2 separate regions of the Homo sapiens genome follow, and region 2 is linked to region 1. Evidence: chromatin contacts called from ENCODE Hi-C or POLR2A ChIA-PET data. All regions are on one chromosome and are shown on one strand. Each heading gives the region's core, a stretch centred on a gene start or an enhancer-like site at or near the end of the contact. The rest is flanking DNA. Distances are from core to core; before and after follow the strand shown. Region 1 overlaps CEP250 (centrosomal protein 250). Region 2 has its middle 18 kb from the start of ERGIC3.

Region 1 (3,141 bases), core at 412-2,911:
CAGTGGCTCACAGCTGTACCCTGCACTTTAGGAGGCTGAGGCAGGTGGATCACGAGGTCAGTTTGAGACCAGCCTGGCCAACATGGTGAAACCCCATCTCTACTAAAAATACAAAAATTAGCCAGATGTGGTGGCACACACCTGTAATCCCAGCTACTTAGGAGACTGAGGCAGGAGAATCGCTTGAACCCAGGAGGCGGAGGTTGCAGTGAGCCAAGAATGCACCACTGTACTCCAGCCTGAGGGACAGAGTGAGACTGTCTCAAGGAAAAAAAAAAAAAAAAAAGATATAAAAAAGCAAGACAAATAACATAAGATGGCACAAATAAATCCAAATACACCTAAAACCACAATAAAACCAAATGGACTAAATTACATTATTAAAAGACAAAACACAGTTCTGAACTGCACAAGAATGCATCCAAGATATTCCTCTCCCCCGTTTTCATCCTGAGGCCAGTTTAATAATCCTAAATCCCAGGGTCCACTCTCAATTCTCTGTACACACCAACACAACAACAATAATAATGGCTAACACATATAGGGAGCCCACCACATGCTAGGAACTACTCTTAGTGCTTTTCATATATTAACTCATTTAATAGCAGGAAGTTGGATTTTACAGCTTGGTTACAAAATTTCACTCATACGAGCAGCAATAACTGGACCAAGAGGCAGCAGGTAGAGCACTCATGGAAGGGAGGCCATACCCGGCCACATTGACCACTTACCCATTTCTCCCGGAGCTGGTTCACCTCTTTCTCATGGGCTGCCTTCTGCTGCTCCAAGGCAGTCTTCCCTTCTTGCTCAGCCTGGGCCAGCTGTCTGGCTGCAGCATCCCGCTCCTGCTCTGCCTGACTCCGTTCAGTGTCCAGTTCCAGCTTCAGGCACCTCACTTCCCCTAACATGCCAGGGACAGGATCAGGCCTCCGCCCCCTCCTTTTACCTAATAAAATTCTCCCTCTCCCCTGACCTCATGAGCAACTCCCATCTCAGAGGCCCTGCACCCTGCTGGAGAAGGACCTCTAATAGTCTCCCACCATCTTCCTGCCTTTCAACATCTCCATGGAATGGAGTGCATCCCATCCCAGTTGGGTTCTCACCTTGGATTACTTCCTTGGCTTGAGTGACAGTTTGAATCTGGACCTCCAGCTGCCCCTTGGTGACCTCTATCACAGAATTTTGTTGTTGGGCTTCAAACAGACTGCTCTCCAGTAGCTCCTTGGCTGAGCTGTGAGGTTCAGGAATCAGAAGAGTTTCTTACCCATCAAGCCCCTTACCCTTCCTCAAGAGGAGCTGGGTTCTAAGTATTGGCTACCTGGAGAAGTTAGGGGGGCAATTATAAATTCATAATCAATTTAGGACCTGCATACTTATGGCAGGGAGCTTAGCTTCACGCCTTTGCCTTGCAAAGCTCTCTCTGTGCTTGGCTGAACTGAGTCTGGGCCCTACCTGAGCCCCTGTAGTTGTTCAGCGAGGTCCTGCCGGTCACGCTCCACGGCCTGCAGCCGCACCTCTAGAGCCGCTTTCTCTCGTACTAGGGCCTCCTTCTCCTGGACTGCCCTGGCAAGCACTTCTTCCTGTCGCTTTGCCTCCTGATGTAGCTGCTCCAGCTGAGTCGTGGCTGCCTCCTGCTGGTGACGTGACTGAGGGGAAGAATGTGGTGAGAGATGGAGCAGAGGCTGGATTCCCCTGGGGCCGCTACCACCAGGTTAGGGTCATTGCCTCTTCAGAGATTCTGGACCCAGCTCTGTGAGCCCGGATTGCTTACCCAATAGCACGTGGCATTTATCTATTTCCCTGATCCGCCCACAGAGCCCCCAGCCCAGGAAGAATGCTCCCCTGTGAGCAAGACCCTGTGCTAGGGACAGCAGAAGACCTGCCCCTAAGGAGGTTTTGGCCTTGAGAAGATGCACACATAATACTGGGAAGAAAGTCATCAATGTCCCGAGAAAGGGACTCTGTGAAGGGAGAGTCCGTACAATTATTAGGACAATGAGAGGTTTTGTAGAGGAGAAAGATGACCTTTGAGCCAGGTCATTCATTGGCTCAGGAAAAAAATTTACTTGGCCCCTGTTATGTGGTAGGCACTATGCTAAAAGCTGGAGAAATAAAAACAAATAAGATATAGCTTTGCCTTCAAGGAGCTTTTGGTCTAATGGTAGAGACATATAAACAGATAATTATAGCATGAGGAATGTGGTAGTTAAAATAAGCATGAGGTGCTATCAGAGTATAAGGAGAAGCTTCTAATTCAAACTGGGTGGTGTGAATGAAGTAGTGGAGAATCAGTGAAGAATTCTTTTTGTTTTTTTGAGCAGTGTCGCTCTGTCATCCAGGTTGGAGTGCAGTGGCGCAATCTCGGCTCACTGCAACCTCCGCCTCCCAGATTCAAGAGATTCTCCTGCCTCAGCCTCCCGAGTAGTTGGGATTACAGGCATGTGCCACCATGCCGGGCTAATTTTTGTATTTTTAGTAGAGACAGGGTTTCACTATGTTGGTCAGGCTGGTCTCGAACCTCTGACCTCGTGATCCGCCCGCCTCGGCCTCCTAAAGTGCTGGGATTACAGGCATGAGCCACTGCGCCCAGCCTCAGTGAAGAATTGTTATAGGCATTCTTTTTTAAAATTGGAAGATATACTGCAAACTAGTAACACTGGTCATTTCTAGGAAGTAAGACTTTTTCACTTTCCAGATAATTTCTGTAGTGTTTTAATTTTTTATAATGAGCATATATTACACCTAGACATGATGGTGTCCATTTTGGCTTCTCACCTCACTTAGTTTCTTTTGAATTTCTTCCTTCTCTTCTTGGATGTCCCTGAGATCTGCCTGCAGCTCAGCCCCAGCCTCCTCAGCTTTCTGCAGCTGAGCCTCCAGGTGAGTGTTCTTTTCCCACAGGGCTTCCCTCCTCTTCTCTGCCTCCGCCAGGTCGACCTGCAAAGCATTTCTCGCCTGCTCTGCGGCCTCCATTCTGCTGCACACAGACTGGTTCTCCTCCTCTAACTACTGGCCAAAAAGGGAAGGGAGTACAAGCATCAAAGACAAATGGTTAGTTTAGGAATCAAATGCTAAGACTGAAATCCAAGTGAGATATGAATCTATTCTCCAAAGATGAACAAAGGAGTGTTTATAAGATGG
Region 2 (3,141 bases), core at 240-2,739, 81 kb before region 1:
CCAAGTACCTTTTGGTAAGCCCCCTTCCCACCTAAGCTCATCTGAGTGGAGTTGTGTGTGGGTCACAGCCACTTCACACAGGGCTGAATGCAGATGCTCGGATATCAGCAGCCTGTCACTTTCTGCCTCTGGGCTCTGCTTTCCTTGGTGTCGCTCTCAGGGAGCCCTCTGCAGGGCTGGGGGCAAAGTGGCATCTAACAGTGCGAGGCTTACATCTCAGCCAGGCCACTTGAGCAGAAACAAACACCTCTTTCCCAGTTACAGCAAAAGCCTCAGGGCTGACTCAGCCGACCAGCTTGGGTCAAATGCTGTGCCCTGAAGAACCAATCATTGTGGTTAGGGGGCTGTAATACTCGAATTGGCCAGTCCAGTGATGTCTCCCCGACCCCGTCCAGCCAGGGAGGGAGGGGCCTGCCCCACCAGAATTCCATAGATTGACAGTGGTGGTGGGGAGGGGTGGTTGGGGTGGGGGTGGGTCACCAGCAGAAAATCACGGTGCTGTCAACAAATGAGGGGAAATTGATGCTGGGCTGGAGAAAACAGCTATCCAGGCAACCCCATGGCCCCCAAAGACAGGGCTATATGCGGGTAGGGTCCAGAGTGTCGCAGCCCTCCTGTCCCTCAGGCGCTGTATGCTCCTGTCCCCCATCTCTCATCCTCCCTCTTCTCCCTGCAGACTGGCTTTCTGTTCACTCACTTTTCTACATCCCCAAACTCTGGCTTGTGGTAGCTCCAGCTTTGCATCTGATGCCACACCATGCAACAGTGCAGCGCCCTGATTCTAAATTCACGGGAAGGAGAACCTCGCTGGCCCCACAGACCATTCCTGGGGCCATCTGCTGTGGCCAGGGTGGTCAGTGACACCTGGGGCTTCCCTTCATGGGACCACAGGCATTGGATTCCCCTGCTGGGCACACAGGTGTCCAGTGAATGTCAGTGGCCCCGGCCCAGGTCCCTCCTGCTTCCTGCAGCCCCTTTTAGGGCCCCACTCGAGAGTCTGAAGCCACCCCCTAATGTGCCCCCCAGCTATGAGCTCAGAGTTGTCATCTGGAACACGGAGGATGTGGTTCTGGACGACGAGAATCCACTCACCGGAGAGATGTCGAGTGACATCTATGTGAAGAGGTAGGCTGCTGGCCGGGTGGGGCAACGGCGGTGCACTAGGGGGATTGCAAATGGGTGTGGGCCCTCGGGCTGAGTCCAGAGCCCCGACCCCAGGCCCTCCGTGGTGCTGAGAGCGGGGTGAGGAGTGGGTTCTCCATGTAGCTCCAGCCCTGACGCTCACCCACCCCGGCCCCAGCTGGGTGAAGGGGTTGGAGCATGACAAGCAGGAGACAGACGTTCACTTCAACTCCCTGACTGGGGAGGGGAACTTCAATTGGCGCTTTGTGTTCCGCTTTGACTACCTGCCCACGGAGCGGGAGGTGAGCGTCCGGCGCAGGTCTGGACCCTTTGCCCTGGAGGAGGCGGAGTTCCGGCAGCCTGCAGTGCTGGTCCTGCAGGTCTGGGACTATGACCGCATCTCTGCCAATGACTTCCTTGGTATTACAATGCTTAGCCTTCCCCACCCTCAGCCCCTGCCTCCGGCCCTCACCTCCGCCCCTGCCTCCAGCCCTCACTTCCGTCCCCCAGTTCCCTACTCTGACCCAACCTTGAATCTTGGGATTTTGGACCCGAGGTGTGAAACCTTTGCTTTCTGGCCTAATTACTGAGTTAATTAGGCCTAGACCACAGTAACCTCCATTCCCACCCAGAGTCTCTGATTCAACTCTGATTTGACCCTAGCTTGTCACCCTGACACCGACTCCACAGCCTTTGGTCCTTGGCACTCTGATCCCGACCCTTGGCCCTCTTCCACTGGGAAGTAGCAATGGGTGGACCGCTGGGCTGTGGTCTGGGTGGTCTATAGCTGTGGCCTGACCGCACACTGCAACAACTTTCAATGCCCCAATTTACAACCTTGGTGTGTTGCCTCCTCACCCCTGGCACAATGAGACTTTGATCCCATGCCTAATCTGGTGTGCTCTGGACTTGCAGGATCCCTGGAGTTGCAGCTACCAGACATGGTGCGTGGGGCCCGGGGCCCCGAGCTCTGCTCTGTGCAGCTGGCCCGCAATGGGGCCGGGCCGAGGTGCAATCTGTTTCGCTGCTGCCGCCGCCTGAGGGGCTGGTGGCCGGTAGTGAAGCTGAAGGAGGCAGAGGACGTGGAGCGGGAGGCGCAGGAGGCTCAGGCTGGCAAGAAGAAGCGAAAGCAGAGGAGGAGGAAGGGCCGGCCAGAAGACCTGGAGTTCACAGACATGGGTGGCAATGTGTACATCCTCACGGTGGGTGCCCGTGGGCAGAGGCCAGGCTGAGCTGGGGCCTGAGCCCGCCCCCTGCTCCCAGTGATGCAGGAATGTCTTTTTTAGGGCAAGGTGGAGGCAGAGTTTGAGCTGCTGACTGTGGAGGAGGCCGAGAAACGGCCAGTGGGGAAGGGGCGGAAGCAGCCAGAGCCTCTGGAGAAACCCAGGTGAGTCAGGCACCGGGGCTGGGGCCACAGCCTGGGCCGATGGGGAGGTGGGGGTGGTCAAGGGGCTTCCTCCTCATCCTGACACCACTCTTCTCCTCAACAGCCGCCCCAAAACTTCCTTCAACTGGTTTGTGAACCCGCTGAAGACCTTTGTCTTCTTCATCTGGCGCCGGTACTGGCGCACCCTGGTGCTGCTGCTACTGGTGCTGCTCACCGTCTTCCTCCTCCTGGTCTTCTACACCATCCCTGGCCAGATCAGCCAGGTCATCTTCCGTCCCCTCCACAAGTGACTCTCGCTGACCTTGGACACTCACCCAGGGTGCCAACCCTTCAATGCCTGCTCCTGGAAGTCTTTCTTACCCATGTGAGCTACCCCAGAGTCTAGTGCTTCCTCTGAATAAACCTATCACAGCCACTGACCTGTGATCACGTGCTATACAAGGCCGGCACCAGGTGGCAAAGAACAGAGATGTTCTTGGGTGACCTCAGGTGCTGGGGACTTGAAGAATGCACAGGGATGGAAGGCTGCCCCCATCCCCACCACAGGGAAGAAAAGGGCCCCGGCAGCTGAGTTATCACACCCACTCCACCACTGCTCCTGCTCCTGCTGGTGGCCAGGTCCCTCTCACCTA

Evidence for each region. Hi-C counts contacts between places; a loop is a spot of excess contacts on that map. ChIA-PET counts read pairs that join two places held with the same protein, here RNA polymerase II (POLR2A).
Region 2: POLR2A ChIA-PET joins it to region 1 with 10 read pairs in AG04450. The contact joins two enhancer-like sites. A Hi-C loop is called at or near these places in 1 of 168 maps with a recorded cell type or tissue (astrocyte of the cerebellum). POLR2A ChIA-PET finds 5 or more read pairs at or near these places in 10 of 52 experiments (A549, A673, AG04450 and 7 more).

The regions. Positions count from the first base shown.
Region 1 is chr20:35,477,736-35,480,876 of GRCh38, reverse strand. It overlaps CEP250 (centrosomal protein 250), which reads right to left. Exons shown (of 35, transcript NM_007186.6): 17 at 2,776-3,006; 18 at 1,453-1,646; 19 at 1,104-1,231; 20 at 732-901. All of the region lies in intron 2 of CEP250-AS1 (CEP250 antisense RNA 1), which reads left to right. Among named protein-coding and RNA genes, the nearest start is that of CEP250-AS1, 12 kb to the left of the region's middle. Within about 2 kb of position 1,661, at least 2 of the 41 ENCODE cell types and tissues checked have a DNase peak (open chromatin) inside an H3K27ac peak, as active enhancers do.
Region 2 is chr20:35,558,524-35,561,664 of GRCh38, reverse strand. It overlaps the pseudogene FER1L4. Among named protein-coding and RNA genes, the nearest start is that of ERGIC3, 18 kb to the right of the region's middle. RefSeq lists enhancers at 1,616-2,115, 2,116-2,620. Within about 2 kb of position 1,489, at least 3 of the 41 ENCODE cell types and tissues checked have a DNase peak (open chromatin) inside an H3K27ac peak, as active enhancers do.